Linked DNA regions of Homo sapiens: regions 2, 3, 4 and 5 are each linked to region 1. A link is a loop called in an ENCODE intact Hi-C map of the cell type or tissue named here. Cell type or tissue: heart right ventricle. All regions are shown on one strand.

What was found. Hi-C counts contacts between places; a loop is a spot of excess contacts. Peaks named below come from ENCODE experiments on the same cell type or tissue, not always from the same donor. Only the 100,000 strongest peaks of a DNase experiment are listed, where the experiment ranks them.
Region 2: a loop joins it to region 1, with 5 times the contacts of the local background. A loop is called at or near these places in 75 of 110 quality-filtered maps.
Region 3: it touches region 1 in a loop (2.2-fold over the local background); 67 of 110 quality-filtered maps call a loop at or near these places.
Region 4: it touches region 1 in a loop (4-fold over the local background); 23 of 110 quality-filtered maps call a loop at or near these places.
Region 5: a loop joins it to region 1, with 12 times the contacts of the local background. A loop is called at or near these places in 76 of 110 quality-filtered maps.

The regions. Positions count from the first base shown.
Region 1 is chr3:119,889,781-119,894,780 of GRCh38, forward strand. The region is part of intron 7 of GSK3B (glycogen synthase kinase 3 beta); the gene reads right to left. Among named protein-coding and RNA genes, the nearest start is that of NR1I2, 110 kb to the left of the region's middle. In heart right ventricle, a CTCF peak has its summit at 2,342 (motif pointing right); no DNase peak of the experiment used is centred here; H3K27ac peaks cover 403 bases.
Region 2 is chr3:120,196,611-120,201,610 of GRCh38, forward strand. The region is part of intron 3 of GPR156 (G protein-coupled receptor 156); the gene reads right to left. Among named protein-coding and RNA genes, the nearest start is that of GPR156, 86 kb to the right of the region's middle. In heart right ventricle, a CTCF peak has its summit at 1,941; no DNase peak of the experiment used is centred here.
Region 3 is chr3:120,102,303-120,107,302 of GRCh38, forward strand. It overlaps GSK3B-DT (GSK3B divergent transcript), which reads left to right. Exons shown (of 3, transcript NR_186629.1): 2 at 2,474-2,543. Among named protein-coding and RNA genes, the nearest start is that of GSK3B-DT, 9.7 kb to the left of the region's middle. In heart right ventricle, no CTCF peak of the experiment used is centred here; no DNase peak of the experiment used is centred here; H3K27ac peaks cover 801 bases.
Region 4 is chr3:120,556,451-120,561,450 of GRCh38, forward strand. No RefSeq gene overlaps it. Among named protein-coding and RNA genes, the nearest start is that of NDUFB4, 37 kb to the right of the region's middle. In heart right ventricle, CTCF peaks have their summits at 2,640 (motif pointing left), 2,843 and 4,951 (motif pointing right); DNase peaks (open chromatin) are centred at 2,601, 3,308 and 4,951; H3K4me3 peaks cover 1,596 bases; H3K27ac peaks cover 4,281 bases.
Region 5 is chr3:120,180,580-120,185,579 of GRCh38, forward strand. GPR156 (G protein-coupled receptor 156) reads right to left here. Exons shown (of 10, transcript NM_153002.3): 7 at 4,720-4,815; 8 at 546-782. LOC105374065 (a long non-coding RNA gene) reads left to right here. Exons shown (of 3, transcript XR_924392.3): 2 at 2,931-3,009; 3 at 4,694-4,820. Among named protein-coding and RNA genes, the nearest start is that of GSK3B-DT, 88 kb to the left of the region's middle. In heart right ventricle, a CTCF peak has its summit at 2,553 (motif pointing left); no DNase peak of the experiment used is centred here.

The sequences.
Region 1 (5,000 bases):
AACTATATGTCTGTAAGAAATGCACTTTAAATTAAAACACATAGAGTAAAAGTAAAAGAATGCAAGAAGTTATACCATGCAAAATCATAAGAAAGATAGAGTGCCTATATTAATATTAGAAAATGAAGACTTCAGGATAAGAAAATTAAACAAAAATAAAGAGGGGCATTTCCTAATGATAAAAGTCATTTTAAGACTAAATCTAAAATTATTGAGAATACCATGTGTTGATGAGAATGTGAAGCACTGGAATTCTGATGTGTTGTTGGTGGGAGTGTAAAATAGTAAAACTGCTTTGGAAAATAGTTTGGTAACCATACACTTACCATATGATCAGCAATTTCAGCCCTACTTTTTTATTCAAGAGAAATATAAACATATGTCTGCAAAAACACCTGTAAACAAACATTCATAGGAGCTTTACTCATAATAACCAAAACCCCAAAACAAGTCAAATGTCCATTCATAGGTGAATGGATAAAGAAATTGTGGTATACTCATAAAACAGAATACAACTTAGCATAAAAAGGAATAAACAGGTGATACAGGCAGCAACACTGACGAATCTCAAAAACATGGTACTGAGCAAAAAAAGCCAGATACAAAAGAAATATATGATTTCGTTTATGAAATTCTAGAATAGGCATCTGTAGTGACAGAAAATAGATCAATGATCACCTGAGACAGAAGATGGGAAACTGACCACAAAGGAGAATGAACAGGGTGACCAACCATCCCAGTTTGCCTGGGACCATCTTGGCAAACCCCTCAGTCCAGGCAAACTGAGACATTTGGTCATTCCAGGCTATAAAAAGAAACATTTTTAGGGTGATAGAAATGTTCTAAATCTTGACCAGGGTAGTGGTTATATGGGCATGTTTGTTGGAATTTACTAAACTGTCATTTAAAATGCCTATATTTTATTACATATAAATTATATTTCTATTAACTTGATTTAAAAAGTAAAAAAAAAAAAAAAAGGGACCATTATGTAATTTGTGTTGCCTTTACTAAATGCAAACAGAAGTTTAACCTTCTTAAATTGCTATTTATAAGGCTAGCATTAAAAGTATCAGAATCTGTCAAACCCTAAAATCAGAACTATTTTATATACAATATGCATATTTTTTAAGAAAGCAAAGATGAGACATAATCAAGAGGCATTTAAAAAACTTTTCAGCCTCTGAAGTTATTCACATTTCAAAACGTTTACTTAGAGCCTATTCCTCAAGAAGCTCTAGGGCAGAGAGACTTGTACGTAAATCAACAACAATCAGGTGACAATAGTATAGCAAAGTAAGTATAGGTAATGTGTGAGGTGAAAGTGCTACACTGCACTGGAAAGAGGAAGGGATTCAGGAAAGGTTCTGGAAGGGGAGTCAAGAGCTGATTTTACTTAAGGAATGTAGCAGGCAAATGAGTAAAAAGTACATTCTATGCACACTAGATGTGTAGGTGAAAAACAGCATTCTAAAAGAGAATAAGGACTGGATTATAGATGGATGATATAATTAAAGGCTAAAAGGTAAGCAAGTGATAGATATGAAGAGCAAAGATTCAGAACGCATGACTATCTTTAACACCACAAACATAAGACATTTTAACAACTATCCTATTTCAACCTCTGAGTATATCTTTAGGTTTTATATTAAGTTTTTATTAGGTTCAGAGTATATTTCTACCTGATTTACTCCAGCTGAATTCTACATTTGGAACTTTTGAAACAGAATAATTGAATAATTTTATAGATAAAAAAGATGTTTGACAAATTATCATTTCATACACAAAACAAGTCTTAGGGTTCACTTGAATTTTAAGAGATGGAAATTTTTTTTCCTCCAAAACGTTTAGACTAAAGACATATATTTTGAGTAATTAATACTTATTCCTGGATTTCCTGAAAACTGAGTCCTTTTTTGACTTAAAGGAAATTAAACTAGATGGAAATGCTTTATGCACTCTTCTGTAAGTGTATTTCATACAAAAGAGGGGGGAATTTTAAAAATTATCACACCAATGGGAAGGGAACATATTCTCAGTTATCTATTACTAGAACTCATGATCTTTTCATTTGTTGCAAAAAGCATCAAGATCAGCCTGCCCCACCCCTTTGGGGATGTTGTTCATCCCCTTACTATTAAATCAATCAATTTATCTGTTCCTGGCCCTACCTAGTTAGAAATTTATCCAAACACTGAAAAATATCAACACAGGAATTATGAGTTGATAATTACTGTCTTCAAAGAAGTACTACGGCCCAAGAAGCACCTCACAAAAAGCAACTGACAAGCTCTGAAACGCTAGTATTTCTTCCACAACGTTGTTTATTTTATAGTTCAACACCAGAGGTCGCCAAACTTCAGCAATAGAGGTGCATGTGTAGCCTTTAAGAGCGAAGTAAAAGAAAACCTATTAGAAATGTCGCTACTCCGCTTAAAATCCTGCAATTGCTTCCAACTGCTTACAAGCTAATGTGATCTGGCCACTGTCAACAGCTCCAGTCTTCTCCTTCCTGGTAAACTCATATTCTATCAACCCCACCAGGCAGAACCTTAAGCGACAACCATAAAGAAACACACCAAACCTAGTTTTACTAAATATTTATCCACTCCCTTCCGCTCCCTATCTGGTAAATACTTTTTCATGTTTCAATATTCAGCTCAATGGTTAGCTCTCCTAAGAAGGCTTTCCAGACAGCACTACTCTGAGTGAAATGCTTCTGCCTTTGTATTCTGCTCAGACATCTGGAATAATACTGGGCTTGCCCTATTGCCCTCAGTTCCTCTCCTCCCATCCATCAGTCTCTGAAGCCCCTGAAGGCAAGAAACCTCTAAGTTCTTGCCCAGCACCTAGTAAAAACTGTTCACTAAATTAACGCATGTAGTTAATGTGGTATGCACCTTGAAAGACTAAAGGGATGTATGGCTAGGCTTATAGATAATGAATTCAATAAAGGTTTTAAAAATGAAATTATATAACACAACATAATCATTGTATAAATGGTTGAATACCTAAACATCTTCATTTATTTTCTGCATATGGAATTTGGAGTGTTGGGTTGTGTTAGATTGGCTGCTATATCCTCAAAAGGACAAATTTTTCTAAATAGAAAACATGTATTCTGTTTCAAAATATCAGTCTAATGACAATAGAATCACTATCATTTTCACTTATAGAGGACTGATATGAAATGTCATCTCCTCTGGCATTTTCCTACAATTTACAGATTTTACTATTTATTTTTTGAGACAGAGTCTTGCTCTGTCAGCCTGGTTGGTGTGCGGTGGTGCAATCTTGGCTCACTGCAACCTCTACCTCCCAGGTTCAAGTGATTCTTGTGCCTCAGCCTCCTGAGTAGCTGGGATTACAGGTGTGCTCCACCACACCCAGCTAATTTTTATATTTTTAATAGAGATGAAGCTTCCTCCTGTTGGTCTTGAGCTCCTGGCCTCAAGTGATCCACCCATCTCAGCCTCCCAAAGTGCTAGGATTTACTGCATGAACCACCGCACCCAGCAGGTTTTACTTTTTAAATCTACTAGTTGTAGGTAGCTAAAGTAATAAGCTCAATAATGCAGATTTTACCCAGTTTATACCTCTCCCCTATACTATATGATTACAAGTTGGTATAAGCAACCATTTTCTTGGGGTGCAATATTTCTCTCTCAGGGTTTCCTTCTAATTTCCAAAAGGCAAAGAGCAAAAAGGTATAGCTGCAGCAATATGAGTCTTAAAGCCCCATTAAGAACTTCAGTGATTTTCATCATTTTTCAGAGCAGCAAGCTGTCACATTATTTGAGCACAAGTAAACAATTTGGGTAAAGTATTTATTTAAACTAGACAGAATGAACTACTAAAGGAGGGTCCCCCCGTGTGCCTATACTCTATTTCATTCACTCTTTCTTGCCTGTCATTTAACTCAAGTTGATCAGCTCTCCTTCCCTTTTAGGGGGCAATCGGGGTGGATGGTACAACTCTGAGAAACCCTTTAGAGTCCTTTGCAAAACTATAGTCAGGGTTTATTGCCTTCCTTAAGATGCAGTGGAAATGACAAAGACATTCTTTTACAGATAGATGTGCTCACTTTTGCCTTAAAAAAAAAAAAAAGCTTTACTGTACTTCATGTATCATGAAACCCACCCCTTATACAACTGAGTGATTTTTACTACATTTACAGAGGTGTGCAATCATCACTGCTGTCTAATTTTAGAACATGTTCATTACCTCAAAATGAAAGCCTGTATCCATGAGCCATCATTCTCATTTCCCCCAGCTCCCCAGAACCACTAATCTTTTTGTCTCCACAATCTGTCTCTTCTGGACATTTAATATAAATAGAATGGAATTATATAATATGTGGCCTTTCGTGTGTGACATTTTCTTATCTATTCATCAGTTGCTAGAAATTTTATTTGTTCCTTTTTTGGCTATATAACATTGCTATAAACTTTGCGTACATGTTTTGTGTGGATGTAAGTTTTCAGTTATTAGGATATATACCTACAAGCTGAATTGCTGGGTCATATAACTCAATGTTTAATAGTTTGAGGAAGTGCCAAACTTGTTCAAGGTTTGCATCATTTTACAACCACACCAGCAATGCATGAAGGTTCCAGTTTCCCCATATCCTCACCAACATTAGTTACTGTCTTTTTATTTTAGTCATTATGGAGAGTGTGATAATAGTATTCATTATGGTACTGACTTGCATTTCCTTGATGAATAATGATGTTGAGCATCTTTTTGTATGCTTACTGGCCATTTGTGTATCTTCTTTAGAGAAGTGTCTATGCCGATTCTTTGTCCATTTTTCAAGTGGGCTTTCTTTTTATTATTGAGTTGTAAGAATTCCTTACATACTGTAGATACAAATCCCTTACCAGACATAATTTGTAAAAATTTTCTCCAATTGTCTTTTAAGTTTCTTGATGCTGTCTTCTAAAGCACAAGTTTTTAAATTTGACAAAGTCCAATTTACTTCTATTTTCTTTTATAATGTG
Region 2 (5,000 bases), 310 kb after region 1:
ACTGCCTGGATTTCACAGCCACATGTCTGTTTGGTCCAGATCACTGATCGGTACGTTTCTCTCATAATTTTTCTTTGGACCCACTTTATTTGAGTACCACTATACAATCAGTTTTCCTTTGAGTGATACAGTACTACATGAAATCCTGATTGAGGATTCCTTCTCTTTCTGATTTAGTTAAGAGGAACTCAATTTAGTTATTTTCCAGAAAATATACATTGAATAGTTTTCACCTCTCAGACAGTGGTGCTAATTCATTATTCAAATAGACATACTATGGACTTATATATGTATATTGTGATATTTTTCCCGAGCAATCTTACTGAAAACTTGCCTCAGGGAACAAAAGATGAATACAAGATGATTTCCCTTTTTTGTTTGGCCAAGTTAACACCTGTGAAGTCACTGAAAGGTGAATCATCTCCAATTCAGCAGGTGAATTATGTATGTCTGGGGAATGTCTTTGCCACGTTGGTAGGAATTCAGTCACCAATGTCATTTATATTTTTCTATTGAGCTAAAAGATGAAGCCTACATAGCTGAATATTTTAATCAGCCACAAACACATAATTTCCACAAAGCAAATAGATTTCAATATTGTATATTTAATTATAGATAGCCAGTACTATCTAGGTTACTTGTCTTCCATTTATGAAGAGTAAAAAGCCTGAATTGGGTTACTGTCAGTCAGAAACAAGGTGAATTTTTTTTTTAAAGGATTATATAGCTTTCTCATTATCTCTTCCTCTTCATTTATTGAGTGGAAATGTAAGACAAGAACTTGCTTGATTTTTCTATCCTCAAGTGAGGTTTCAATACATATAGATAAATATTGAACTACATCTGCAAAACCTGTATAATTCTGCATTATCATTTCAATAGTCTCTAATGAATTCAGATGCTTAAGCCACATCCACCAGCTCAATGGTATGATGTTGCAAAAACTTTATCAAATGTTAATTTCTCAACTTGGCAGTTTATTTTATTTGAAGTTACTGAGTCTGAAAACATGGCCAGAGAATGGAGCACAAGGTACTTGTTGGCATGCTGTGACTAACAGAAAACTTATCCTAAGATGTCACAAGACCATGCTCTCTAAAATGCTATAAAAATTGATGTAAATGGTATCACTGAGCTTTAACCTATCCAAAACCAAATATGAATGTCTTTCCAAAATGCTTTTTAATAAAACAATTAAAATTTAAATTGTGAAAATTTATCTGATTTCTTTATCAACTTACTGTTTTTGATCCATGCTACAATGGGATTGTAAATCTAACTCAAATAAAACTCCAAATACCTTTATCATAATGTTATCTGATGTGTTTCAGCAAATTTGATCTTTTAATATCTTGCTTATTTCTAATGTATACACTAATCTGCACCCAATTAAAATTCTGCACACCTCAAGCTAATATTAGTGTGACCTCTAACTATTTGTATTTAAAGTATCCATCATAAGGCCTGACCCCGTTCCCTACTCTCGTGCCTGGGCCACCATCCTCGTAGAACATCCTAGGAGATTTCATTAGCTTTTCAGCCTCCAGAGTTCTAAATTATTCAATCATAATGATTTCACTTTATTCCTCTTCAGACACCCATCCCCAGGTTACACTCTGGGTCTTAGGGTCACTCAGAATGGTTCCCCTTCAGGAATTGTAAACACCAATATCCCAACACCAATTTGACTACAATCTGTTCAAAATTTAACTCCAAGTCTCCCTCTCAATTGCTCACCTTCTTCCCCATTTCAGATAATGGCAACTCCACCTTTCAATTTGCCTGGACCAAAAACCTTGGAGTCATCCTGACTCTTGCTCACTACCCACATCCAATCTGTCATAAATCTTGTTGGCTCTATCCTCGAAATACATCCAGAATCTAACTCCTTCTCACCACCTCTGCTGCCACCACCTGATCAAAGTCTTACTTTGCATTTCTTATTTGGATTATTGCAATAGCCTCCTAACTGGTCTCCCTGCTTCTACCCTGGCACTTCCCTCAAGTCTATTTTCAACATAGCAGCTAGAGTAATCCATTAAAGAGACATAAGATCACATCACTTCTGTGCTCAAAACCCCACAATGACTCTCTATTTCCCAGAGGGAAAGCCAGTCTTTACCAGAGTCTACAAAGCCTACACACTCGATCCCTGTTGTTTCTTGACCTCATTTCTTACATCTTCTCCAGGCCCACTCCACTCCAGCCACACAGCCTCCTTGCTTTTCCTTGAAAACACCAGGCACTCACACACTGCGAGGCTTTGAAGTGGCTGTTCTCTCTGCCTGGAATATTTCAATACATGTATCTGCATAGCTCATCCTCTTTCTCTCCTGATTGTGTGTTCATATGTTACCTTCTCAACCAGAGCTATGATGACAACCCTATTTAAAATTATACCCTATCCTCGGAATTCTGAATTCTTATTCTGCTCTATTCTCTTCCCCTGCCCCCATCCAACCATAGTACTTATTACCTTTTAACATATTACATAATTTACTTGTTTATTATTATGATTTTATTTATTGTTTTCTCCTCCCAATAGCATTGTGCATGATGTACTCTCAGAACTAGAACACTACCTGGACACTGAAGGCACTCAATAAACATCTGAGGAATAAATGAGTGAGCATCCTATCCTCCAGCCCTCTCATGTGCTTACTCCTGCCACATTTGTACATTGACAGCCTATAGACCTCCAGTCACTTGGTTCTTTTGCTTCCTCATAGTTTATCAGTCTCTCTTACTGTCTCTACCTAATTTCAGATCCCTGGTTGGTCATCTGAACTGTTCTCTCAATAACATCCTATTCCCTTTTCAAACAAGCCCTTCTGCAGCATCTGCCCAATAAAACTCAGATCAGAGCCACAATCCATTGTCTGCTTTTGCATCCGGGCAGCCGAGTGGTGCAGGAGAAAATTAGACAACCTTGCAGATTGTTGCCACCAAAACTGACGTTCTCCAACATCAATCTGCCAAGCTTACTGTGCCATCTATCTTTTTATTTATTCTGAGTTATTTCTTTACATTTTCTTTGTGAGTGACTCACCTCACAGGACTCACAGAAACAAGAGCATGTATCTGTCTGGATGATGCCCTCAGTCTAGGTTTGGTGCCATCCTCTATGTCCCTAAAACACCCCAGGGTCTATGTGCATCAGTACAATTGTCATGTTATATTACCACCTTTTAATGTTAGTTCCACCGGACAGTTTCTACTCCTCAAAAGCCAGGCTGTTTCTTATTCTATAACCCACACCATAGTACGGTCTTTGGAAAATGGTAAGTGTTCCATAACCATCTGTTGAATGAATTCATTAATGGATATGGAAACTCCTTCTCTTCTTCTTTCTTTGTCCTCTTCCCTAATCTTATTTTTCCCTGGCAAAGCACTCCCCTATTAGGCAGAAGGCTGAGGGCTAAGCATGTGTGCCATATGGCTCTTAAAGTACTAGAGATCTGTGAGAGTTGGGGGAGAGTTAGGAACTGGTTCAATGCCTATGTGTTAGGAGGGGCACATTCTGGGTAATTGTAGTGGTTTCAGGGGGATCCCCACAGTCCCCTGGAATGGCTGAGAATTCCTTGGAATTAGTGAACACAAGGGCCAGAGATATTTGGGGGGCTCTGAGTGCTGTGGATGCTGTGAACTTCCATAGACACTGGGTTTTCACCACTTTAACAAATTTGCACACCCCAAACCCTCACTAAAAAGCTTTGCATTCTGGGTAAGCCCTTCCTTTGCCTCCCCTCTTAGCACAGAGCTGAAAAGAGCCTAAAAATAAACGAGAGAAAGCATCCTAACAGGATGCCTGTAAAGCTTTTTCCTCTCATTCTTTTTGTTTCTAGGAAAGTGCAGCACCTTGAAGGAGTGTATATTCACATATGCACTGCGTATATGTTTACTTGTCTCCAGTGAGATAGGGCCACTTGAAAGATTCTTTGCCAATGGCTGAATTCTTGCTGGAGAATTCTCCCAGGAAATGCTTTTGTCCAATATGTTTCTTACGTCGTGTGTTGAGAGCCACGCAGGCCCAGAGATACGATGATAGCCCTTGTCAAGCAATTGATGGATGAAATCTCATCTTCATGACCACACAGATTACAGACTCTCAGCAGACATCTGCATCAGAGGTTAACAACATGCATCCCACCCCCAGGCTTCAGAAAATCTGCTGATCATGGACTGAGTTGCTGCTTGCAGCTAGGCTAGGAAGCAGGCCTTTTTACACCCTTGAAGCCAGTAAATTATAACTTTTTACATCCTTGAAGCCAGTAAATTTGTAAATTATGTTTTGTCATGAGCCAAACACTCAGCACTGCCTCTTGTCCTGGGTGGGCCTGGCCTTTCCAAATCAGCCTGCTTTCCTGTAGTCCTGCTTTGTTTCACATGGAGAGAGTGATATCCTTACCCCGCACTGTCAGTTCAGGCCCACAGCTGCTGAAGTTGCACCTGGAAGAACAAAGACATTCTGCCCACAGAATAGCTGAATGGTTAGCAGTGCTTGGACCTGATGAAACCAAAGGTCTCTTCTAGCTTCTCCCTTCTCAAGTTATGCCAGAGACAGTTGTTTTTTGTTTTTTTTTAGACAAAGTCTCACTCTGTTGCCCAGGCTAGAGTGCAGCCAGGCTGGAGTGCAGTGAGGCGATCTCAGCTCACTGCAACCTCCACCTCCCGGGTTCAAGCGATTCTCGTGTCTCAGCCACCCCAAGTAGCTGGGATTACAGGCACATGCCACCATCCTTGCCTAATATTTGTAATTTTAGTAGAGATGGGGTTTCACCATGTTGAACAGGCTGATCTCAAACTCCTGGGCTCAAGTGACCCGCCTGCCTCGGCCTCACAAAGTGCTAGGATTACAGGCATGAGCCACTGCTCCCAGCCCAGAGACAAATTTCTTTTCTCTATCCTCGGCTTATTAATAAGCTGGTTACACTTTGCATTTCTGTCTCTCTTTCTTAACCAGGAAGGGCAGGCTGACTTGGTTTACCAGAGGTGCAATA
Region 3 (5,000 bases), 210 kb after region 1:
GTTAAAGTGAAGTACTTCTAAGCACCAGAGAAACCATCTAGTGGGAAAAAAAGAATTCATCAACAGGGAGTTGCCAAATGAGGACACGCACATGCTTTGCCTTCATTATCTAACTTTCTTCCAGTATAAATAGAATTACATGGAGGTGTAAGGCATTTCTCTTGATCTCAGTCAATGCTGTGCACATCGTGGGAACTCAGTAAATGTTGGCAAAATGAGTAGTGTGATTGTAATTGAAAAAGCGAAACAATTATAACCATCAAAATTACAACTTTATAAAATATCTGCATATGGACAAGCACTCTGAGAAAATACTCCCCCCAAAAAAGTTGTTTTATTAATTTTTTAGTTTTCTGAATTTTTTCTTACATTAATTTTTTTCCTATTATCGGTTCTACAATATAATTTGAGTATCAAAATTTCTTAATTAGATGCATTCAAATAGAATCACAGCTTGGGGCAAGTCTCCGTTCACCACCAGGCTTCAAACATGTCATGGCATATCTGGCAAATTGGTAGTTTCAGGCTGCCAAGAGGTGATTTACATAAGGGTTTTGGTGGAAAGACTGCCAAGAAGTGTGGATGACAGAGAGGTGGGGGTTGGCCAGACTGCTTTTCAGTCAATTTGCACAGCTACAGTGCACCAGCCAGTGTTCCAGTTGGTCAGTGCCCATGCCATGCCAGCTGTTAATCCTTGGATTGAGGGAATGACACCTTACCTATCTTGAAGATTCATATTCCAATACAGCCTCGTGGAGTCCACTAGGAAAGTACCAAGAGCAGAAATAGGAGTGCACTAAAATCATTACTACATCACACAACATAATCAAAAGATGAGGGGTTACAGCTTGTTGCCACTTGTGCAGAAAATGATGGCACGATTTTGCAGTATTGGAGATTCCAGGAAACAAGCATTTTGATTCTTTGAGGGCCACAACGGAGGTCATGAAGATGTCCAGCAGCACATGGTAATGACCTGGCTTAATGGGGCTGGCTCACTGATGAGTACTAGAAGTGTTCAAGAAAACTCAGCAGCAGATATCCACGTGGCCGCAGATATGCCTTATTCTTGAGCCCATGTAAAACACTGTGTAGGGGCTCTTAGAAATTATGGGCAGAGGATTTTGCAAGGAGCTGAAGTTCGGCATCAGCAAGCAAAGACAGGAGCCAATGAAATACGGATTGCGAAACTATTCCTAATTAGTTCATTATTAATGTAATCAGATAGCTCATATAGAGTTAATGTAATCAATAGCTCATATAGAATATGAGAATGGGAGGTCCATCTGCTGTTTCCTCACTTGGTGGTCCCCATTTCCGCAAGGTTCTTATTTGTGTTACCATTTCACGAAAATGAAAGTATTGGTAGTTTTTAAAAACAGTTCAGGGCTTTTTTTTTTTTAACAACACAACCCATATATGCAAGTCAAATACAATTCTTCATCTGGTGCTCAACCAAAGAAAGAGTGATACATTCCAATACTGGAGGAAAAACTGGCCTGACTAAATTTATTGATATTTAAGGTCTTGTAAAGGGTAATTTTGAAAGTATGTAATTTCCACTTAAAATGCTATTTTAAGAACCTGAACCTTGCTGTAGTAGTTCCTTTTCATGCTGCTAATAACGATATACTCGAGACTGGGTAATTTGTAAAGGAAAAAGGTTTAATGGACTCACAGTTCCACATGGCTGGGGAGGCCTCACAATCACTGTGGAGGGCAAAGGAAGAGGACATCTTACATGGCTGCAGGCAAGAGGGCATGTGCAAGGGAACTCCTCTTTATAAAACCATCACATCTCATGAGACTTATTCACTATCACAAGAACAGCATGGGAAAAACCTGCCCCCATGATTCAATTACCTCCCCCCAGGTCCCTCCCACTACATGTGGGAATTCTGGGAGCTACAATTCGAGTTGAGATGTGGGTGGGGACACGGCCAAACCATATCAGCAAGTGATTTGGATGGGGACACAGCCAAACTTGCATCAAGTGAGGTTTGGCTGTGTCCCACCCAAATCTCATCTTGAATTGTAGCTCCCATAATTCCCATCTGTCATGGGAGGGACTCGGTGGGATGTAATTGAATCATGGGGGGCCAGTCTTTCCCTTGCTATTCTGGTAGTGAGTAAGTCTCACAAGATCTGATGGGTTTATCTGGGGTTTCCACATTTGCTTCTTCCTCATTTTCTCTTGCTGCCACCATGTAAGAAGTGCCTTTCACCTCCTGCCATGATTCTGAGGCCTCCCCAGCCATGTAGAACTGTAAGTCCAATTAAATCTCTTTTTCTTCCCAGTCTAAGGTATGTCTTTATCAGCAGCGTTAAAATGGACTAATACATTTGCCTAAGCGGAAACTCGGGTTCTACTTTTTATACAGAGCTTAATAGTTTATAATGAACATTATAGTAGTAGTTGTGCATCAAAACCTATAAGGTGGGCAAAACAGGTAATACTTCTCCCATTTTACAGGTTAAAAAATGGAGGCAACAGCTGGGTACAGTGGCTCACTCCTGTAATTCCAGCACTTTAGGAGGCCAAGGTAGGCAGATCACTTGAGAAAAAGAGTTCGAGACCAGCCTGGGCAACATAGTGAGACCCTCTCTCTCAAAAAAAATAGCCAAGTGTGATGATGGACACCTGTAACCCCAACTACTTCAGAGACTGAGGCAGGAGGATCACTTGAGCCTAGGAGGTCAAGGCTGCAGTGAGCTGTGATTGGGCCACTGCACTCCAGCCTGGGTGACACAGAGAGACCTCTCTAAAAAATAAAAAAATAAAAAAAATGGAAGCACAGAAAACTATACCTTTTCTAGCTCAACTTTACCACATTGATGAAAAAGTATTGAGCAGCCACAGGTACATGACATTCCACTATGTTCTTGGGATAATATTAAAGAAAAGGCATGAAGGTATGCTCTGAGCAGGCAAGAGAAGTCACATAAAATGAGAGTAATTTATAATGTGATTTTTTCCCATGGTCCTTCTTTTTCTCATTTAACTGTTTACTCCTTTATATGTTATAGCAATTGTTGTTTAATAATTGCATTAAAATAAATAGATGCCTTGGACACTGATACTCTTGGAATACAGAACAATGTTCATAGCATTTAATATATGGATACAAGATTTTTTAAAAGGAAAGATGTATATATAGGGTCCTACCAGATTAGAAGTATGATTGCAGTTGGAATTTAATTAGTGAGCACTTACTAAATACCTATTATGTGCAAAGTATTGTACTCAATGAGAGTGAATTTATGTATTTATGTATTTATGTATTTATTTATTGAGATGGAGTTTTGCTCTTGTTGCCCAGGCTGGAGTGCAATGGCATGATCTTGGCTCACCGCAACCTCCGCCTCCCGGGTTCAAGTGATTCTCCTGCCTCAGCCTCCTGAGTAGCTGGGATTACAGGTGTGTGCCACCATGCCCGGCTAATTTTGTATTTTTAGTAGAGACGGGGCTTCTCCATGTTGGTCGGACTGGTCTCAAACTCCCAATCTCTGGTGATCCACCCACCTGAGCCTCCCAAAGTGCTGGGATTACAGGCGTGAGCCACCACGCCAGGCCCGAGAGTGAATTTTTTAAAAAGAAACAAGACATTATCAGTGTCCTGAAGAATTTTGAATCTGTTTTGGAAGAAAAAAGATATAGGCTAGGTATTTTGAAGGTCCTCAACAAATATTTGTTGAGTGAATGGATGGATGAATTATTACTGGCCCAAGGCAACATATGATGAATACCAAGAAAATGAGGGCATGTGTACATACATAAGAGTTCAGGGCATAGCTGAAGTGAGGAATGGAATACTCTACTGGCCAGATCCATCCCATATACCCACCCTTGAAGAAACTGTCCCCACAAGAAAGAGAAGTTCCATTACAAAAAAAATTTTTTAAGATGAAGGGCTGCAACAGCACACTGGACAAATGAAAACTACTGCTACCCCAGGCCACTATAGGCCTACTTTGTTAACAGATTCCAGTAGGATATTTATGTTCCATCCCCAAAGCAGGAGAGGGTGCAGACCAGTGCCAAGAAGGAAATCTGGAGCTATGTATCAAGAGAACAATCTCACATGGGATTGATCACTAACTTTATAAGGATGGACAAGGCAGATGAGAAACAAAGTGGAATTAGATAACAGAATGTAGACTTTGACTCTCTCACTTTTAAGGACTGTGAAGTTGTGGAAATAGTAGAAAGGTCAAAGAAGGGAGACAGTAGACCATTATATCAATTTTTTAAAAGACTGCAAAGAATATTAGATTCATTATTAAGACTTTAGAGGCCTCTACAACTATATAGAGTCAGAATTATGAAGGTAAAGTCACATTGCAGGGCAACTTTGAATAGATAGAATACTTAAGCTAAGGAAATCAGGAATTAGAGGTAGGTAACAGTACACTCAGAAGGTATGGGGATACTAAATATTTCTCTTGAACACAAAACAGAAATTGTCCTGACCCCCTTCCCCATAATGTCTTGAAGGAGTAACTTGAGGCCAGTATGACAATCACTCTGGAAGCCAAGAAGTGGCTGTCTTCTATCTAAATTAAGATTTGCATTACTTGCTAATAGAATGGAACATTAAGCAGTAGTTTGGAATCTTCCTCACAGAGAAAGTACAAGCCAGTGGTGGCTCATGCCTGTAATCCTAGCACTTTGGGAGGCCAAGGCCAGCAGATCACTTGAGGTCAGGAGTTCGAGACCAGCCTGGCCAACATAGTAAAACCCTGCCTTTACTAAAAAATAGAAAAATTAGCCAGGTGCAGTGGTACATGCCTGTAGTCTCAGCTACTCAGGAGGCAGGAGAATTGCTTGAACCCCGGAGGCGGAGGTTGCAGTGAGCCAAGATCATGCCACTGTACTCCACCCTGGGCCACAGAGCAAGACAAACCAAATTGAAATAATCCATGCTGATATTTTGTACATCTGCAGGGTTAATGGTAATCTATAGGATTTTGTCAAAGATACAGCAAAACTTATCTCCAAA
Region 4 (5,000 bases), 670 kb after region 1:
TTGTCGGTGGGAGGCGGACAAGTGAGGACCATGGGCCTTTCACCTGTCCATTTCTCTCTAGCTGCTATGGGGGGCCTCTAATGCTGTATGAGTTCTTTGACTTTCCAATCTATTTAATAGAAGAGAACCTGGGAAGTTAGCTCATCCAAGTCATGCCTCTGTCTCTACACTGGATGTTACCTGCAGCATGTGATAACAAGACAGTTCTGTTCTTTCAATAAATGCCTCTAGAGGAAAGTGCCCACCTATTCTCTGTGACCCATTCTAGGGTTTAATCGCTGTGAAATCTTGAACAATAGGCCTCACATTGACCTTAAGATGCCCCCTCGGTAGTTTACTTTTATTCCATTTCCTATTGATTACAGGTGGGGAATAGCCACTGACCAAGGTTTTCACTTGAAAGGATGCTTTTAAATACTTGACCATAACAGGCCCCCTTAACCTACACTTATTTAGACCTAATAACTTTAGAAACATTTTATACACTTATTTACTTGATAATCTTTTCCAACTATTCTATAATCTCTGCTAGTGACCACAGCTGCTCTCCCCCCGACAGAGCTCCCCTCTCCTTTCTAGGCACCCCATCTCTTCCCTACCTAAGAAATTTTTCCATCTTCAATGCACCAACATTTGAGCAGCTGTATAAGCACAAAATACTTAATTTGGGAACAGTGTCTGTGGGAAGGAATGCTTTGTTAGTTTCCAAAGTAATGCAAAGCTTAATTTTAGAAAGTAATTTAACTTTTTTTTTTTTTTTTTTTTTGGTTCTGGAAGTCACAGAGATTATGGATTGCACTGCAGAGGCAGCCTGCCTCCTGATGATGCTAGCACTTTGTAGCACTGGGTTTTTCTGCAGCAGTTTCATTTTTGTTCTCATTCAGAGACACAGTGGGTCAGTTCAATAAAAACATTTACTCCCTGAGGTCAGGGCCTATGTCTTGTACAGCCTGTCTGTATGGCCAGGGCCTGACAAGGACAAGTAAGTGGGAAGTATTCTTAAATGTTGAATAGCATTGCATTGCCTATCTGCCTCCCACTCCCTACCTTGGTCTTAAACTTGGTCCAATCAGGTTCTGGAACTAGGAAAGAACAGCTATCAAGTATTGGGCAGGACAGGGACAGGCGGGATCGGATCATACCACTGCTACATTCCATGGCTCCAGGAGAAAGTTATGGTGACAAGATTGAAGAGTATCATGTCCTACCAGATCTGATATCAGTCTCTTCCTCTCAGGGACACACAGGACTAGGAGCTGAAACATAATAGGAATTGGGATAGGAATCTGAACCAATAGAGCCAGATAGATTTGGAGACAGGGACCATGAAATGCAGAAATTAGGGGGGTACATCACCACCACCATAGTAGCAATATTTAGGGCTGGAACTGAGATAGGCTCTTGATAAGTAGCACTGCCCCAGAGCCCTCTGTGGGCTCCAGGTGAAGCACCTTCTATCATTTGCTGGGGTGCCTTTTGACTGTCATGGCATGCTCTAGTGCCTTAACACCACGATTGGTGACATTCCCAATTCCCCAGAAATAAAATTTAAACTCTATTTTCCAAGGGTACACACACACACACACACACACACACACACACACAGTCTCTCTCACTCTCTCTTCCAACTGTGTTATAAGCAAAAGTCAGTTTGAGAGGAAGACAGTGATGAAGTCCCCAAGAGAAAATCACTGTGAGTAAAGATACTGTGGCAGAGTGGACCAGACTCAACCAGAGCACCTGAATCTTGGAGGACAAGAGGTTCCAGGCAGAGCGTGAGGCTGTCTCTGTAGTTCTCACCTGAAGTCCCTCAACCCCAAATCCTAAGAGTTCCAGTATGTTCTGGAAACGAGGGGGGTGGTCTCAATTAGAAAACAAAAATCAAAACGAAACAAAAACATGTAAACAGAGGTACGGTCATTCTGGAGTTGGTATCTTCTCTAAAAGACCTGGAAGACCCGTCCTGCTGGCCAGGGAGGAGCTGACCATTGGAGGTCAGGGGTTTGGGGGAGGTGGGCAAGAGCGGCGGCAGCCAAGGGGAAGAGGCAGCTGTAGGGTGGCACGGCAGCCCACTCCGAGAACAGAGACGGGGAAAAGGAAAGACATGACTGCACAGCCAAATGTGGCAGAGTTAGCCACTTTTGCAGTATGTTTTAAATTTTATTCAAAGTGTTATATTCTGCCAGATCTTGAAATATTTCAGAGCTCAGCCTGTGGGTGGGTTCAGCTCCATATATTTTTCATTAACATCTACTAGTAGGCCTAGGATAGTACAGAGAGAAAAGAAAGAACCACGCCAGAAACACAGATAACGAAAAAAAACCAGGCTGACAAAAAGATACATAGGGAAAGATACAGGGAGATGCTGAGAAAAGCCGTTTTCTAGGTGCGGAGGAACACAGAGTTCTAGGAAGCAATTTAGTCAAGAGATTCAGGAAAGCCTATTAAGACGGTGTCCTGCGAGACGCTAGTTGCTACCCCAGGTTAGAGATCAGGCGGTCCTGGATTAAGCCTCCCCGAACTGAAAACCGAACAGAAACCGCAAAGCTGCATTGTTTTGTTTGTCCCTTGGTTGGGCTCCGGGCAACCAGCGCGCTGGGGTTCTGACACACTGCCTGAGCGCCCCCTGCTGGCCACTGTGCAGAACTTCACCGTCTGGGCCCAAGGTGAAATCGAATTACGTAATTTCTCGAGCTTTGCACACCCCATTTTTACATTTTTATTTATTTTTTATTTATTTTTGTATTTTCCCAAGCTCCTGGCTTCACTGAAGCCTACTGTCTAATGCCAGCGCTTGAATGCTCTGACTGCCAAGGTCCTAAGGCCCAGTGAGGGCAGTCCTGAGAGACCCAGCCTAATGAGAGTGCACGCAGGGGCTTGGCTGAACATTTATGAAACACGTGCCACATACAAAGTGCTGCGGAAAGGCCCAAAGGGATTTCATTTGGCTTTTCGTCTTCTTGCCTCAAAAGGGAGGCTAGAATTAAACTGCCCTTCTGGGGCCGGGGTGAGAGCCCTTCCCCGCCCAGTTCTGACCTTCGGAGCAGCCTTCCAAAATAAATCCCCAGAAGAGCCTCTCAGGGCACCAGCTGGCGCGCCTCCCTCTTTCCTTTCGTTATCTCTCTCCCTATTCATCTTCTCTTTCTTCTCTGCTTGGAGAGGAGAAATTGCAATGTGCAAAGCCCCTGGGGCGAGAGGGAGAGAAATACAAGTCTCCCCAAATGCCAAGCCTATGTTACTGCTAAGAATAGCCTTTATCTCTGGGAGGAAGCGCAGGAGACCTGGTTCCTGTTTCTCTCTCCCTCTCCCTCCCTCCTTTCTCCCTCTCTTCTCCCTCCCCCTCACACCAGATGAAGGTTGATTATAAAGAGGGCAGTGAGCCTGTCTTTCCTAAAGTGACTGAGACTTGAGTCACAAAGGCTAGAGAGGGGATGTGGGAGGAGAGAATGAGAGTCCAGAGGCAGGGTGGGAGGGAAGGGAGAAGGCAAGAGCAGCATGGGGGAAACAGGAAGAACAGGACACGGGAGTCTGCAGCCAACTGATTGACAGGGGTGGTGGGACCCTCAAGGAGCGTCCCTGAGGTCAGCAGTGGGGGCAACTGGGGCTTTAGGCACGCCCCCCCCCCCCCCCATTCTGGCAGGACACAGGCATCACCTTGAGGGATGGGGACAGGTTTCCAGACCTCTGGCTAGTATATGGGCTCACAGTAAGCAACTCTCATCTCCTCAGAGATTAGAAACCCAAATTATGTCTCTAAAAATCAGGTTCTTTCAGGCTGGGAGTGGTGGCTCACTCCTGTAATCCCAGCACTGTGGGAGGCCGAGGCGGGCAGATGGCTTAAGTTCAGGAGTTCGAGACCAGCCTGGGCAAAATGCAAAAACCCCATCTCCACAAAAAAAAAAAAAAAAAAAAAAAAAAGCAAAAATTAGACAGGCATGGCGACTTGCGTCTGTGGTCCCAGCTACTCAGAAAGCTGAGGTGGGAGGATTGCTTGAGCCTGGATGGCGGAGGTTGCAGTGAGCTGAGATCGTGCCACCGCACTCCAGCCTGGGCAACAGAGTGAGACCTTAAAGGTCAGAGGCACAGGGTGAGAACATCAGAAAGGATTCTCTTTCCTTTGTAATGAAGAATTAAACAGATGTTACAGTTAACTGCCTTGCAGGAGTGACCCTCAGGGAAATGGGGTCACATGCTTTAGTATCTTCATTACCTGCTGGGCCCCCGCCCATTGTTTCTTTCTTTTGTCCACCTTCCCTCCCAGCTTGCCCTCTTTCCTCTTTTCACGAGTGCAGCTTTTTGCCCACACCGTCAGTGATGTTCCCCAGCTCTGGGCTCTGGCTTCCTCCCCTACTCACCTTTCCTGTTGCTCCTGGATCTGCTTTTCCGGTCAGAGTGCTTTTGTGGAAGGAAGGGGAAGAGGATGTTGGCATATCTGCTTGGGGATCCAAATGTCTGATGCCTTGCAGATTTCTAACAGGACTAAGAGATATCTCATAGAGTTTGAGGAGAGTCAGGCTCTAGGTCTTTCTTGACTCAACATCAATCTGCAAAGCACTGCTGAAAAATTACTAGACATCTGACAGCCCGTAAGTTGTATTATCTCCTATCTTGAATAGCCCTTGTCCACTTCTACCATAGAAAAGTATTTTAGTGACTCATGAGTCAATAGGAGCAGAGGGGCCTTGGCAGGCACTGCATAAATACATATTATGGTTATTTATCACGAATGAAGATGGCTCATAAATAACTGAAACGGGCCCAGTTCTGCTTCTGTTGAATAAAAGGAAAAAAACCCACAAACATCAAAGGATAAAAAATAAAAAGGGAACGCTCTGCAGAAGATGACATTACTTTGTGTTCTATAGCTGAATAAATTGTAGCAATTGCTAAAATGCTCCTGGAGAATGATTTTAGAAGAGACCTGCTCAGCGGCCCCGAGTTGTGGGTCTGGGCTGCTTGTGACCAGCAGAGGGCAGACTTCAGTTATAAACGGAAGACTG
Region 5 (5,000 bases), 290 kb after region 1:
ATATGAAACATATTTTTATTTAGTTTCTACCTCTCCTTATTGTAAAAAGCAGAGAAATGTTCTGTATTTTCCTCCAATAAAAAGAAAGAGAAAGCACTTTAAATCATAAAGTTCCATCTAAATGGATTTTTTCCTGTGAGTCTGCAATCCCCAATTGGAAAAATATAAAGGTTCCTTGCTCCCAGGCTAGTGAAAGAAATAGTAATAACATGATGGAAATGAGGGGAGGATGGGGAACGAGTGCAGCAGACCAGAGGGTGGATGGAAAAGCAGGACTGCGAGGCAGCCCCCCCAAGGGACAGGCACCACAGGTGTGGAAGAGTGCAAACAGGGGCTGCCACCACTGCTTGGACCACTCTGCCTTGTCCCCCTTGCTGACCAGGACAGTGAGAAAGGACAAAGGCAACCAGCTCACTAGGATCCCCTGTCTGCTTTCTGACTCTCCAATAAGTGGCATGGAAAGGTATCAGTAGAAAACAAAATGAGCAATTTGTCAGTGAAAAACTCTAGAGTGACTAAGAGGACCAGCCCTGCAAAATCCATACCTGGGGAATGAAGATGAAGCAGTTGATTGTAGTTGTACAAACAAAGATCCCTCCAGATGTGAGTCCAAAGACCAGGTTGGGCCAGGAATGCAAGTATCTGGTGACTACAAAAAGCAGCCCAGCAGCCAGTACAAGGAGGTTGACCCCCACCATGATGGTTAAGGACTGATTCACAGGAGGGGAGCTGACATGGCCAGTCAGGCCAGCCAGGTAGGCACCATACAGCAGGAGCAGACCCTGGGGGGTGAAGAGGTGACGGAGGCTCAGAGAAGTGGAACAAGAGGTCAATGAGCAGTAGGTTTGCAACCAATTTCCTCATCTGTAAAATTAGGATAATAATACCTACCTTAAGGACTGCTATGAGGATTTACTAAGATATCACATAAGAAAACCCTCAGGGCAGCCCCTTATACCTACTAGATACTTAATAAATGTTATTTTCCTCTCCTTTGCTGAGAATTAGTTTATCAGAAGTCAGCAAGTCAGCCATTAAATAAGACTCTTCTGAGACAAGGCATAGGACAGGATCATGTGGGTGGGTTAGTATCCCTACAGAAAGAGCTGTTGGGCACTTGGAGGACAGTGGGCCCACAGAACCTCTGATAGTGAGTGCTACCACAGCCATTGTCTGGTGTTGCCCTGCTCAAAGCTGAGGGTGCACAGGGAAGCTGAAAGTGACCTCTGATCTGCTTGTCAAGTCATGTGCCACAGCCAGGGTAGTGCCCATAGGAAGGGGCTCTTTTCTCTAATTTGCCCAAAGGCACCATCTGCTTGCCAAGCCTTGCACCTGCAAGACTGCATCTGACTAGAAGGGATGGGCCTTCAAAAAATTTACACAAAGGATCTCTACAGGCTAGCAGCGGCTCCATGCCAGTGAGTGTTTATGGGAGATGAAGGGTAAAAAAAGGGGAGAACAAAGGCAGGCTGGGACCCAGGCAAGACTGTGGGGCAGGCACAGACAGCGAAAGCTCCATCTATAGTTCTCACCCTTTTTGTGACATTTCTTGCTCCCCTACAAGGAACCCAGGGCCCTATTCTGTTCTCTTTCCTATGAATATAAACCTGCTCTCAGAGTTGTCATTTGTACTAAGGAGAAAATAACTCATAGCACCTTAAAGTGCTGCCCCCTCCACAGGAGCTGCATTCATACAGAAATCAAAGCTTTAGTCAATAATACATAACACATAGATTCAATTAGGTTCACCTTTCTGACTATGTGTGCAGTGCCATAGTACGTGTAGGGCAGAAAATAGTGACACAAAGAAGTCATGGTCCTGGCTTTTAACACTTGGTCTGGTAGGTAGATTTAAGGTAAGCACAAAAATCTTCTTTTTTTTTTTTTTTGAGATGGAGTTTCGCTCTTGTTGCCCAGGCTGAAGTGCAATGGCATGATCTCTGCTCACTGCAACCTCCGTCTCCCGGGTTCAAGCGATTCTCCTGTCTCAGCCCCCGAGTAGCTGGGATTACAGGCTTGTGCCACCATGCTGAGCTAATTTTGTATTTTTAGTAGAGATGGGGTTTCACCATGTTGGTCAGGCTGGTCTCAAACTCCTGACCTCAGGTGATCCAACCGCCTTAGCCTCCCAAAGTGCTGGGATTACCGGCATGAGCCACTGCGCCCAGCCTAAAAATGTTCATGTTGATGACTCAGAACGTGAAGATGCCATGGGAGACGAGGTGGGGGTGGGACTGTGGGATTCAGAGGGAGAACTAATAATGAAAATAAAGTCAGGTATCAGCAGGACACCTGCTGGTGACCCTCAAATCATATGACGTGGTCAACTCCACCTTCATGGGTGACACTAAAGAACATATTTTGGAGAACTGGCTGTGCCAGAAGGGAAGGAGTCAGCATGGAAGAGATACCTTCCAGGTTCCCCTAATGCCCAGTGTCCCAAATGGGGCCTGAAGGCCAAATGTGGCCACCCTGAGATCTTCAATGACTAGAGGACACATAAGTCAGGAGACCAGGGAAGCCCAACTTTTGGGTAACTGACGCCATCAGGTGGTATTCAGCAGAGTTGGATCATTGCTAATTTAATAAAAGGCAAATGAAATTAATTCTGTGATTTTGAAATGTTCAGATATGATTCCACTAAAAGTTTTTAATTCCATTAAAATTCTTGTTAAAGGGGAAATGGGTGTGAATCAAGTGTCTATACATTCCTGGCTGGTGTCTGAGTGAGTCATATTTGATCCTTGCATATCACTGGCCTTAACTGCTGAGAAGTGTGGGGTAGGGGGCAGTTGACAGAGAGCAGGGGTCCTAGGACTCAATGTGGAGATTGGGGTCCTCCTGAGGAGCTTCTCACTGACCAGGGAGTCTATGGGGTCTGGCTCAGTAAGTTTCCTGATGCTCCATCCTTTTCCTTCTTTTTCCTACAGAAAGATATTACAGTAAAATAGAATGGAAATGAGAGTATATAAAAGGCAATGGAGAAAATAAATCAAATTGAGTCACAAAGTAAGTAGCTATGGGGGAAGTGCTGGCTTTCTGGGCTAGGGAGGACACACTCTTCTACAGGGACTCAAGGAACCAACAGAGGCAATGTATTTTCCAGAAGTGTCTAGGGGGCAGTGGAAGAATAGTAATAATAATATCTAACATTTATTGAGCTCTTGCTATGGACCAGGAGCGGCTGAAAACTCTTAACATGCATTAACTCTTTAGAGACAGAACAGTTCTGAGGGGATATTATCATCATCCGCATTTTAAAATTTGGAAACTGAGGCTCAGAGAGGTTAAATGAGGCTCAGGGTTGGCTAGCCAGGGGCGGAGTCAGATTCAAACCCTGATCTGTCACAACTAAAGCTCCTTTTTTAACCATTAGCAAGATTCTGGAGATCAAGAGCTGTTCACTTCCTAGAGTCTTCTTTTAAAAAATATTTCTGTCAAAGTAATATTTGCACATAGTTAAAAAGGAATGTTTCCCTGCCCTAGTCTGGCCTACCCCTAAACCTGTTCCTCACAAGCAACAACTTCTAATACTTTCTTAGTGGTGAAGTGGGTAAAGTTTACCCCCCCTTTTTTTTTTTATTGAGATAGAGTCTCGCTCTGTTGCCCAGGATGGAGTGCAGTGGCGCAATCTTGGCTCACTGTAACCTCTGCCTCCCAGGTTCAAGTGATTCTCCTGCCTCAAGCCTCCCAAGTAGCTGGGATTATAGGTGCATACCACCACACCCAGCTAATTTCTATATTTTTAGTAGAGGCAGAGTTTCACCATGTTTGGCCAGGCTGGTCTCGAACTCCTGACCTTAAGTGATCCACCCACCTCAGCCTCCCAAAGTGCTGGGATTACAGGTGTGAGCCACTGTGCCCGGCCAGAGTTTACCCTTAAAGGGTACTTATTTCTACAAAAACTCCTCCTTTTCCTCTGCCAGTAATCAGTCAACCAGAACTCTCTGCCCTGATAGTCAACAGGTAGTCTGCTGTCAGGCAGGACTTGCTTGTTTATGGAATCAGGACTGCCCTGTACCCCTCAGCACCAGTTCTCTGTCTCCCTAAGCTGAAAACCAGCTGTCCTGTTCTGAGGACCATCCTCAGTGCTCCATGCAGGTATCCTCTACCTTCTGGAAATAATATTCTACTTTTGCCCATCTAACAGAGACAAATGAGTCTAATGGTGAGAGATTTGGGGCAGTATGGGAGACACTGTGAGACAGGTGGAACCCCTCAAAGGGCCCTGTGAATGCTGCCATCTGTCTCAGAGCCAGTCTTGCTTCCAACCAGAGGGAGAAAGTCAGGTGGGTGAAAGGCACCAGGACACCTTCGCCCAAATCTTGAAGAAAACACAAGAGACATAATAAGGGCACTTAGGAGAACAAATAAAGCTGGGTCAAATTTCTCCTCATAATTCCTCTTGCAGGGAAGATGAAGGGAAAACTGGTATTGTCAAATCAATTAAGAAACCAGACCAATAAATAGGAGAAACAGTGGGTGAATTCCAGATGATTTGGGGGAGGACTGAATGAGGGAGTCTAAAGAGTTGGAGGGTCTCCCCCAAACAAATACAAATAGAAAAGTAAAAACAGTCATGGCTTTGAAGTTTATGCATCAACAGAGGTCTCCTCTGAGTTCAAGATTCTTTGCAGACATCACCTCGTTAATTCCTGTAATTCCCTCTTCATATCCATTTTCTTGGTGACAGAGACCATATCAGATGTGGTTACCAACCTTGCATCCCCAAATGAGAGCAATCCAAACATCGGAATACCGGGAAGCACAGAAGTGGGTGCTGGTCGAAGTGCAGGACACGTCTTTCCCTGTCACCTAGAAGGGACACAGAGTCAGAACTGGAGGTGCCCACAATTACCAGGAACACAAAGCAGATCTTTGTGAACATGCTGGAGCATGAATTCTTCTAGAGTACATGATACCCCCTCAGTATGTAAAAACTGCAGCATTTAGGTGACTCCACTAGAACCTAAATGAGAGTGACTACGTGTTAGGAGAAG